Regions from separate parts of the Homo sapiens genome. Here regions 1, 2 and 4 are each linked to region 3. The links are chromatin contacts, found by Hi-C or POLR2A ChIA-PET in ENCODE. All regions are on one chromosome and are shown on one strand. The core of a region is the stretch at or near the end of the contact, and the rest is flanking DNA. Distances in the headings are between cores, read along the strand shown.

Evidence for each region. Hi-C counts contacts between places; a loop is a spot of excess contacts on that map. ChIA-PET counts read pairs that join two places held with the same protein, here RNA polymerase II (POLR2A).
Region 1: a loop to region 3 is called in a map with no recorded cell type, with 2.6 times the contacts of the local background. The contact joins two enhancer-like sites. A Hi-C loop is called at or near these places in 1 of 37 single-sample maps with no recorded cell type.
Region 2: a map with no recorded cell type shows a loop between it and region 3 (2.2-fold over the local background). The contact joins two enhancer-like sites. A Hi-C loop is called at or near these places in 2 of 37 single-sample maps with no recorded cell type.
Region 4: a loop to region 3 is called in a map of gastrocnemius medialis, with 3 times the contacts of the local background. The contact joins two enhancer-like sites. A Hi-C loop is called at or near these places in 1 of 168 maps with a recorded cell type or tissue (gastrocnemius medialis). POLR2A ChIA-PET finds 5 or more read pairs at or near these places in 1 of 52 experiments (CD4-positive, alpha-beta T cell).

The regions. Positions count from the first base shown.
Region 1 is chr6:37,838,934-37,841,633 of GRCh38, reverse strand. The region is part of intron 1 of ZFAND3 (zinc finger AN1-type containing 3); the gene reads right to left. Among named protein-coding and RNA genes, the nearest start is that of ZFAND3, 21 kb to the right of the region's middle. Within about 2 kb of position 1,258, at least 2 of the 41 ENCODE cell types and tissues checked have a DNase peak (open chromatin) inside an H3K27ac peak, as active enhancers do.
Region 2 is chr6:36,751,176-36,753,875 of GRCh38, reverse strand. It overlaps CPNE5 (copine 5), which reads left to right. Exons shown (of 21, transcript NM_020939.2): 14 at 781-842. Among named protein-coding and RNA genes, the nearest start is that of RAB44, 55 kb to the right of the region's middle. Within about 2 kb of position 1,347, at least 14 of the 41 ENCODE cell types and tissues checked have a DNase peak (open chromatin) inside an H3K27ac peak, as active enhancers do.
Region 3 is chr6:37,282,225-37,284,924 of GRCh38, reverse strand. It overlaps TBC1D22B (TBC1 domain family member 22B), which reads right to left. Exons shown (of 13, transcript NM_017772.4): 4 at 2,561-2,700; 5 at 1,973-2,043; 6 at 461-589. Among named protein-coding and RNA genes, the nearest start is that of TMEM217B, 25 kb to the right of the region's middle. Within about 2 kb of position 1,383, at least 12 of the 41 ENCODE cell types and tissues checked have a DNase peak (open chromatin) inside an H3K27ac peak, as active enhancers do; they include gastrocnemius medialis, where a contact is called at or near this core.
Region 4 is chr6:37,795,278-37,797,977 of GRCh38, reverse strand. No RefSeq gene overlaps it. Among named protein-coding and RNA genes, the nearest start is that of ZFAND3-DT, 23 kb to the left of the region's middle. Within about 2 kb of position 1,382, at least 3 of the 41 ENCODE cell types and tissues checked have a DNase peak (open chromatin) inside an H3K27ac peak, as active enhancers do; they include gastrocnemius medialis, where a contact is called at or near this core.

The DNA of each region.
Region 1 (2,700 bases), core at 9-2,508, 560 kb before region 3:
GCAGGCCCTGTAGCCCCAGCTACTCGGGAGGCTGAGGCAGGGGAATGGCGTGAACCCGGGAGGCAGAGCTTGCAGTGAGCCAAGTTCGCGCCACCGCACTCCAGCCTGGGCAACAGAGCCAGGCTCCATCTCAAAAACAAAACAAAACAAAACAAAAACTTAAAAACAAATGTTAAACTCTAGTTAATGATATGCATGCTGAAGTACAGAAGGGTAAATGTATTGAGTCTACAATTTACTTGGAAAATAAAAAATAAGATTAATAGATGGATAGAAGGATGGAAAGCAAATAAAGCAAAATATTACAGAATCTAGGTAGTAAATAAATGGATGTACAATTCTTGATTTCTCATGATAAAATGTTATGGGGGAGGAGAAAATCAGACACTAGAGAAATAGTCTCTCTTTCCATAAAGTTATTACTCAAAGAACTGAAACTTATTCGGAAACCCTTCTTAAAATACCCTCTTTCATTCATTACCCTCTTTCATAACTAAAGTGAAATATTTACTCAAGATCTCTAAATTTCCTCTGTGTTGATTTTTCTATAACCCAGCAACCCATTAACTGATTACTGATTGTTTCTCAAGTATCTTGAAGTCACAAAGGGGAACTTCCAGTCTGAGACAAATGTATAACAGATTCAAGCATTATGGTTACAAAGCATATTCTAAAAAATTTTAATAAATTGGTTCCTTGCTTTATTATTAAAATAATTAATCTTCCTGTTATCTCTGTTTTTTCTAACCAAATGTTCTCTTTTCTGTTTGTTTAGCAGAACTGCCTCCCCAAAAGTCTTAAGAAACCTTCAACTTAAAAAAGAGTTTCTGGTTTTGGAAAGCAAAAGACCAGATCATTGTACAGTGAAAACTACAAAATGTTGTTGAAAGAACTGAAGACAGATAAATGAAAATATATCCCATGTTCAAGGATAGGAAGACTAAATATTGTTAATATGGAGACATTCCCCAAATTCATCTGGAGATGCAATGCAACCCCTACCAAACTCCAAGCTGGCTTTTTTGCAGAAGCTGACAAGCTGATCAAGCTGACAAGCTGACAAGCTGATGAAATTCATATGTAATTTCAAAGGACCCAAAACAGCCAAAACATGCTTGATAAAGAAGAATGAAATTGTAGAAGTCACACAATTCCTGGTTTCAAAACCTATTACAAAGGAAGTACTCAAGACAGTGTGACATTGGCATAAAGACAGAAATTAATGAAATAAAATTGGCCAGGCGCGGTGGCGCATGTCTGTAATCCCAGCACTTTGGGAGCCTGAAGCAGGCGGATTGCTTGAGCTCAAGAGTTCAAGACCAGCCTGAGCAACATGGTGAAACCCCATCTCTACCAAAAATACAAAAAATTAGCCAGGCAAGGTGGTGGGTCCCTGTAGGCCCAGCTATTTTGGGGGCTGAGGCAGGAGAATCGCTTGAACCCAGAAGGCAGAGGTTGCACTGAGCCGAGATCGCGCCACTGCACTCCAGCTTGGGCAACAAGAGCGAAACTCCATCTCAAAAAAAAAAATAGATAACCAACTTAAATGTAAAATAAGAGCTAAAACTGTAAAACTATTAGAGAAAACATAGTGTAAATATTTGTGACCTTGAATTAGGTAAAGTTTTCTCAGATATACCAAAAGCACAAGCAAAAACAACAAAAAGATAAATAAGAATTCATCAAAATTAAAACTTTTGTGCTCTAAAGGACACATCCCCAAAAAACGTGAAACCACCACCTACAAAATGGGAAAAAAATTTGCAAATCCTGTATCTGATAAATAACTAGTAACCAGAATACATAAATTTTACAACTTATGGCCGGGTGCGGTGGCTCAAGCCTGTAATCCCAGCACTTTGGGAGGCGGAGGCAGGTGGATCACGAGGTCAAGAGATCGAGGTCATCCTGGCCAGCATGGTGACACCCCGTCTCTACTAAAAATACAAAAATTACCCAGGTGTAATGGCACACGCCTGTAGTCCCAGCTACTCGGGAGGCTGAGGCAGGAGAATCACTTGAACCCGGGAGGCAGAGCTTGCAGAGAGCTGAGATCGCGCCACTGCACTCCAGCCTGGCGACAGAGCGAGACTCCATCTCAAAAAAAAAAACAAAACAACAACAACAAAAAATAAAAAATAAAAAAATAACTGGCCGGGCACGGTGGCTCACGCCTGTTATCCCAGCATTTTGGGAGGCCAAGGCAGGCAGATCACTTGAGGTCAGGAGATCGAGACCATCCCAGCTAACACGGTGAAACCCCGTCTCTACTAAAAATACAAAAAATTAGCTAGGCATGGTGGCACGCGTCTGTAGTCCCAGCTACCCGGGAAGCTGAGGCAGGAGAATCGCTTGAACCTGGGAGGCGGAGGTTGCAGTGAGCTGAGATCGCGCCACTGCACTCCAGCCTGGGCGACAGAGTAAGACTCTGTCTCAAAAAAAAAAAAGAAATTTTACAACTTACAAGTAAAAAGGCATACAACTCAATTTTAAAACATGCAAAATATTTAAACAGACATTGTTCCAAAGTAGATACACAAATGGTCAATGGGCATATTTAATGATACTCAACATCATCAGTCATTAAGGAAATGCAAATCAAAACACAATGGAGATGCCACAGGGTTGGCTATAATCAAAAAGAGCAGCAATGACAAGTATTGGCAAAGATGTGAAGAAACTGGAGTCTTCATACATTGC
Region 2 (2,700 bases), core at 98-2,597, 530 kb after region 3:
TCCTCTGCCCTAATCTTGTCTCATATAATTGGCCTAGGATGCCAGGCTTTCATTTGTCTCCTTGATTCTAAATTGTTATGATAATGAGCTGCCAGGTAGCTGCCTGTCTTGGCAAAGCCAAAGCTAACTTTGCCAGGGCATAGGTTAAAAGGCCTCTGCTTGGGGGAGGGGGCCTGGGGTAGTCAGTTACCTCTGGGGAAAAGGATGGGCTACTTATGAGGCAGGATCTTGGGTCTGAGAGGGATGAGATGGGACCAGTAAGATTTAAGATAAGCACAGTCCAAAGAGGCACATTTCAGGACTAATAGCTCTAGGCACATGGAAGCCTGAAGCTGGTCGGCATTGGCAGGTTGTTAGGCCTGTGCCAGGAGGGCCCCCTTGTCCTCCACACCCCACCCTAGGTCCCTGGGGCTGAAGAGCCAGTGCCCACTTAGAGGAAACTAACACCCTTGGCTTGGACCCCGGTTCCACTGACACAGATGGGACCCTTCCGTCAAGGTCAAGAGTGCAGGCTCTGAAGTCAGACACACCCTGGTTTCAGATCCCTTCTCTGCCCTGGCAGTGTCCTTGGGCACATTGCACCACCTCTTTGGGTTTCAGTTTCCTTGGCTATAAAGTGGGGATAATAATAGTACTTCATGGGGTGGTGTGGGCAGTGCATGCAGTCATGCATGCAAAACTGGCACATGCCGAGTGTTCTGTCAATGTCAGCTCTCGAATCATAACCCATCTCCCCTGACCCCAGGCTCCCCACTGACCAAGCTCCCTTTTGTTTTGAAGGTCACCCTGCTTTCCTTTGCTGTGGAGTCAGAGTGCACCTTCCTTGACTACATCAAAGGAGGGTGAGAAGAGATACAGCCAATTTCATGGGCCTTGGGGAGAGGGAAAGGGCCCCACACACCGACAGGACCGGCTCTGGCCCCACCCTGGCCTCTTCAAAGCCCTGGTTGAAGGCTGTGGTGCTGGGCTCTGAGCAAACCCTGGTGTTTGGGCTGAGACAACTCATCCAGAGCCCTGCACATCCCCAGATCCCAAGCAGCTTGGAGGGAACTCCTGAGCCAAGGAGGCTGGCCTGGGTCATGTCAGGTCTCCATGCAGAGACAGGACCTGGAGCTGGTAGGGACTCCGTGACAGAAAGCCAAGGGCTTGGGGATGTAGAAAGAACCCTGCAATAGGAGTCAGGAGGCCCAGGCTCTAGGCCTCTCTTTGCCATTAATTTGCTGGGTTCCTTTGGGTGAGTCATTTTTCCTCTCAGGGTATCAGTTTCCTCCTCTGTACACAAAGAGAACGGAATAGGTAAGTGTTAAGGTTCCTTACAGCTCTGAGCTTCTGACACCTCTGATCTGTCTGGTTGGGGGAGGGGGACAGTGATTAACCTGCTCACTGTTATTAGGGCCCTGTAAGGGCAGCGGGATTGGGGATAAGCCAGGGATTGGTCCTGGGGCCAGCAGGTGGTCAAACATGAGTTTAAGGAGCAGAAAGAACCACCAGGCACAGTGTCTAGGCCCAGACAGATGGGGGAGCCAGGAGGCCCCAGCCAGCAGCTCACGGAAAGAGCCTGGCTCTAAGGGTAGAGCCTGCCCAGCATGCTGCCTGCCAGGACAGGTGCCAGGTCAGGGCGTGGGCAGCCAAGAGCCCGCAGGTGAGTGACTGCACCTGTCTGGAAAGGAGACAGGCAGGAGCAACTGCCAAAGGCTCATCCCAGCCAAGTGGACCCTTGGCTGCCTGGTTCTCCAGGGCAGAGGGAGAAGTCAGGTCCTGGGAAGCCACACTCACTTTCCCATGACAACACTCCCTGCTGCCTTGAGCTTGCAGTCTCAAGGCTGCAAGCTCTCCTCCTACCCACTGAGCACACACCCTGCCTCCAGTCACTCAGGAGCTCCTCTGCTCTTACCTGCCCCTCCTCTGGGCTGACTCCAGACCCCGCCTTTGCACTCTTCCCCCATCAAAATTGCTTCCCTCTCAATCCCATTAATCAGCCACCCCTTACAGTCCATAGCACCTGGTAACTCTCAAACACCCCTCATCCTGTTTATTTTTATTTATGTTTATTTTATTTTATTTTATTTTATTTATTTTTTGAGACAGAGTCTCGCTCTGTCACTCAGGCTGGAGTGCAGTGGCACAATCTCGGCTTACTGCAACCTCCGCCTCCTGGGTTCAAGCAATTCTCCTGCCTCAGCCTATCAAGTAGAGTAGCTGGGGCTACAGGCATGCGCCACCACCCCCAGCTAATTTTTGTATTTTTAGTAGAGACGGGCTTTCACCATTTTGGCCAGGCTGGTCTCGAACTCCTGACCTCAGGTGATTCGCCTGCCTCGGCCTCCCAAAGTGCTGGGATTACAGGCATGAGCCACCACACCCAGTCCATCCTATTTATTTTTTTCATTTGCATAGTACCCCCAACTTACAGAACACAGTGGGCAGGATCAGAACAGTTATCCCCATTTTACAGAGCTTGCCTGAAGCCACACGCCTAGATGGTGGCAGGGTTCCTTCTCCCATAACATGCTGCCTTTCATTCTATAGTAATGAATCAGTCTAGCCTGCCTGACTTGCAGTTAGCGGGTGGGGTGGGATGAAGATGGAGACTGATGAGTTAAAGGGCTGGATGCTGTGAGGTTTCATCGAAAAGGAGCCCTCAGAGGCTGAGCTAAGCTGGTGCCACCCATACTGGGCAGGTTATAGCCCCAGAGCCAG
Region 3 (2,700 bases), core at 134-2,633:
GTCATAGTCCAGAGGGACTGGACCACGGCTAGGTAAGCTTGTCTTTCCTCTCCATGCTCGATAACGCTTACTACTCACAGTGTGGTTGGTGGACCAGCAGCAGCAGCATTGCAAGGGAGCACATCAGAACTTCAGGCTTTACCTGAGACCTGCTAAATCAGAATCTGCATTTTCTCATAATCTCTAGGTGAGATCTTATCAAGATCCTAGGTGATTTGTATGTACATTAAAGTTTGAGAAGCAGTGCACTGACTAGTGCCAAAAAAGTCTGTCTATTTAAAATGGCTAAAATCAGAGTTGCTGAATGAAAAGAGGGGAAACAGTTTTGAGGATAAATTTAACTCCTAACCAATATACCACAGCCTGAAGACTTGGAAAGCCTGTACCCTGAGAGCACTACCATGAGACATACCTAAAGTATATGACTGGTAAGCAAAGAGGCAGCAGGTGGTGACTGTACCTGTCTGTAGGTATCCTGGTGATGTTCCTCGTTTCGAGAGTCATAATACTGTTCAATGAAGCCAAAATATTCCTCCCGCTTCCGCTGCAGGGTCAACTTCCTCCTCTCAGTGTTTGCTGGGAGATAGCCCTATAGACAAGACTGCTGGTCAGATGGGGAAAGACAATGGTTGGATAAATCCTTAATTTTTATTTTAATCTATGCAGTGGTTTGGAAACTACCAAGAAGGAAAACTGCCAAGGGTAAATCCCTTTTTGGTTCTGGCCACCCATTTTTTGCCCTCTCCTCATTCAATGAGATCCACATGTGAGCAGATGAAGCAAGGCCAGCTTTCCCAGGATTATTTACTCCCTTGGCCCTGCACTGTGCTGGAGCTTGTGCCACTGGTGAGCACTCCTCAGCTCCCAGAGCTGGCACAGTACAGCAGTGAATGTAGGTCAGTGGGAGGGAGCTGGACCCAAGTCATGGCCTCGGAGGGCTGTGTGTGTCCAGGGCCATACTTCTGAGAAATGCAGGGATATAGCAACCTCTACAGCACATCTCAGCAGTGTGCCAAGTAAGTTGGTGCCAGTTACATTCTTTTCCAGTGTAACTTTCAGAATTACCAGCTTAGGAAGCAGCTGAATGGAATCTGTGACATACAGCTACAACACTCAGACAGAACTTCTGGCAGCAGCCCCCGGCCTAGCCAAAGCTCCAGGCCAACTTTCATTCTTATCCCTGGTCTAGATCCCACTCTCATTCTTATATTTTCTGTTCCCCTTCCGTTCTCACCAAATCTACTCTGAATAGTATTCAAACTTATTAGAAGTGGCAGAGGCAATGATTGCATGGTTGCAAGAGTAGAGGTGGGGGCGAGCAGTCAGGAGACAGACCCTTCTTCTTGAAAACATTTATGTAATGCATTCTGCAGTGAGTGCCTGGAGAGTGGGGACTGTGGTTTATTCATTTTTGCATCTGCTCAAAGCATCTGGCACTATGCCTGGCAAACAGCAGGCTCTCAATAAATCCTCACTAGATGAATGAATGAATTTTACAGGCTCAGGAAACCCAAGTGTTTCTATCATAGCGGCTGGCACAGTGCTCTGTACTTGGTGAAAGCAGGACTAGTAAAGCTTCCAAGGGAGGCCAATTTATCAACTCTTCACAGATCAAAGTGGGTTTCAACTTTTGGTTATTCCGGCTGAAACAGGAGTGAAGCACAGGGAACGTTGGAGCTTACTCAAAGCAAGTGCTGGGATCACCCTATCTCACTCTATTCTTCTTCCTCGCTGTTAAGAACATGACACCATGACTATTGGTACAAGTCTGTGTACCACTACATGTGTGTGAATAAACTCTCAAGAATGTATTTCTTTATGCACAGAAATAGGACTATAGTCCCATAGTTCTGTCATATCCAGTAGGACTAGAGAAGTCTATGGAGTTAAGACCAATGTGTCCAGACTAACCTCATCAGGCAAGAAGGGCTGTGTGAGGCTCACATTTCTCTACACAGTGGGTAGAACTCACCGACAGGAGTCTCCAGGTTATAGGTCGAACCTCCCTGGGAACCCCTGGCCAGCTACACTTCCTCAGTTCATCTGTAAATAGAAAACAGCCTTGTTAGGTTAACTCTCCACAAATGCTCTAAAGCAAACCGCAACCAGCACTGCCTGATGTCTCCTTCCATCCATGTAAGACCACCACCACCACCTGCTACCCATAAGCACAGTGAAAAGCCCAAAACAGCCCCGAGCAGCTAAGTGCCAAGGACACGGCCTTGCAGTAGCAGTCCTGTCAGCTCAGAGATGAAAGTTAGAGGGGAAGGGAAAGACCAGTGGGTGTAGATTTCAGTAAGAGTCACCTTGAGATAAGGAAGACCAAAGTCAGAATAGTTGCACTAGGGTCTACAGGCCACAGAAACCAGTCCCACCTAATTTGGTCCATAATCTCTAGTAACATATGTCTGACTTAATACCTGCATGTCACTGCAATGGGCACCAGGTCAGGAGAAGCTAGAAAAGTAAAAGAAGGAAGAATAAAGAGCAGTAGCTTCCAGGTCTCTGAGAATTCCAGTCACCCAAAGCTCCTACCTTGCCTGGGCTCACAGGGACTCACCTAAGTCAGTGTTCTGGCTGGAGAGAAGTTGACGGAATTTTTCTAGGCGGGTTTTCTCCCGGACAGTCATTGGGGGGGCCCCAGAAGCGTTCTGATCCGAGATCCGGGCAACGAGGGGGATGATGGGCCGGAGAGGGAGT
Region 4 (2,700 bases), core at 133-2,632, 510 kb before region 3:
TAACAGAGACCAGGGTAGACTGAGAGGAGCCACAGGAGCTGAGTTGATCACCTTGTGCCTGTTTCCTCGAGCATTTAATGGGAACAATAATAGTACCTACTTCATAGGGGTATTGTGAGGGTCAAATGAGCTAATATACCTAAAGTGCTGGAACAGTGATAGTGGCTGGGCCTAGTGGCTCACATCGGTAATCCTAGTGCTTTGGGTTTTTTTTTTTAGATGGAGTCTCACTCTGTCGCCCAGGCTGGAGTGTGCAGTGGTGTGATCTCAGCTCACTGCAACCTCCACCTCCTGTGGTTCAAGTGATTCTCCTGCCTCAGCTTCCCAAGTAGCTGGGATTGCAGGCACTCACCACCATACCCGGCTAATTTTTTTGTATTTTTAGTAGAGATGGGGTTTCGCCATTTTGGCTAGGCTTCATCTCGAACTTCTGACCTCAGGTGATCCACCCACCTCGGCCTCCCAAAGTGCTGGGATTACAGTTGTGAGCCACCGCCCCTGGCCTGTAATCCCAGTGCTTTGGGAGGCTAAGGTGGGAGGATCTGTTGAGGCCAGGAGTTCGAGACCAGCCTGGGCAACATAGTGAGACCCTGTCTCTACAAAAAATAAAAATAAATTAGCCGGGTGTGGTGGTGCACGCCTGTAGTCCCAGGTACTGGGGAGGCTGAGGTCGGAGGATCACTTGAGCCCATGAGGTTGAGGCTGCAGTGAGCACCAGTGATTGCGCCAGTGCCCTCCAGCCTGGGTGACAGAGTGTGAGCCACTGTCTCAGCCAGGATTGGGTTTTAAGGATTATTAAATGCAGGATAGTATTTTAAGCTCTTCTCAGTCATTTACATCCTTGTGAGAATGAGTTTCAACTACTTTCACCAGAGCAGGTTTTATAGCAGACAAGGGAGAAGGCAAAAGGGTTTGGGACAATTTGGCCTGGGTATGGTTGGCCCTGAAGTAAGGGCTGATAGAGACCTCATGTAGCCAGGACCGGGCATTTTTTTTCTTTTTTTTTTTTTTTTTTTGAGACGGAGTCTCGCTCTGTCACCAGGCTGGGGTGCAGTGGCGTGATCTCGGCTCACTGAAACCTCCGACTCCCTGGTTCAAGCGATTCTCCTGCCTCAGCCTCCTGAGTAGCTGGGATTACAGGCATGTGCTACCATGCCTGGCTAATTTTTGTAATTTTAGTAGAGACAGGGTTTCACCATGTTGGCCAGGCTGGTCTCGATCTCCTGACCTCATGATCCGCCTGCCTCAGCCTCCCAAAGTGCTGGGATTACAGGCGTGAGCCACCGTACCCGGCCTAGGGTCAGGCATTTTATCCCAGACAGTTTTCTGTGATTGAGCCTGGGCTAGAAGCCAAATAGAAAATGGCACACACCCGAGTCCTGCTGTGCATGCATGTGGGGTCAGGGCCAAGGCTCAAACACTCACTTTGGGACACACAGTAAAATCTCTGTAACCTGATGAGGGTGAGAAAGAACAGTGCAATGGTTACAAAAGTAATCTGAAACCATACTGCCTGGATTCAAATCCTGGCTTCTGAATGTGCAACCTTGACTAAGTTAATAAATCACTTTGCCTTAGTGTCCTCATCTGTCAAGTGAGTGTGATGATAATACCTAATTATAGGGCTGTTTTTGTTGTTGTTTTAGAGATAGGGTCTCACTATGTTGCCCAGGCTGGAGTGTAGTGGTGGTATCATAGCTGACTATATCCTGTAACTCCTGGACTCAAGCAATCCTCCCACCTCAGCCTCCCAAATAGCTGTAACTACAGACATGCGCCACCATGCCTGGCTTCACAGTGCTGTTTTGAAGACTAAATGAGCTCATACACTTAAAATGCTTCTAACAACACCCAGCAACAAATAAGTTCTCCATATGACATGGGTATTTTTTGTTGTTGTTTGTTTGTTTGTTTGTTTGTTTGAGACAGGGTCTCGCTATGCTGCTCAGACTGGTCTCTAACTTCTGGCCTCAAGCGATTCTTCTGCCTCAGCCTCCCTAGTAGCTGGGGTTGTAGGAGTTCTCCACCATGCCTGGCTATGGCATAGGTCTTATCATTACCATCATTATTCCTACTATTAGTTGTAAGACTCTGAATTGAGAATAAGTACACCTTGATCTCATCTTGGTCTCTGTGGTTCCTCCTCCTTATCACTTACACTCCTGTGGGGCTAGTTACCCAATCCTCTATTATTCCCTAAATTGTTCCCCACTCTTTCCTTCTCCAGGGATGGTCTCCCAGGGACCAAGTTAGTTTACTGTGACCCTGGGATTGGATCAGGGTGCACCTGCCCAGAACTTTGACATTCAGAGGCTCTACCTAGGAATTTGAAATTGAGAGAGGCTGGGCACAGTGGCTCACACTTGTAATTCCAGCACTTTGGGAGGCCGAGGTGGGAGGATTACTTGAGCCCAGGAGTTGGAGACCAGCTTGGGCAACATAGTGAGACCCCGTCTCTAAAAAAAAGGCCAAGTGTGGTGGTGCATGCCTGTAGTCCCAGTTACTTTGGAGCAAAGGTGGAAGGGTCGTTTGAGCATGGGAGGTAGAAGCTGCAGTAAGCTGTGGTTGTACTATGCACTCCAGCCTGGGTGACAGAGTGAGACCCTGCCTCAAAAGAAAAAAAAAAAAAAGAAATGGAGAGAAAGAGAGCGCGAGAAAGCTGTCTGTAGGGGGCCTGAGTCAAACTCAACCTGAGGCTGG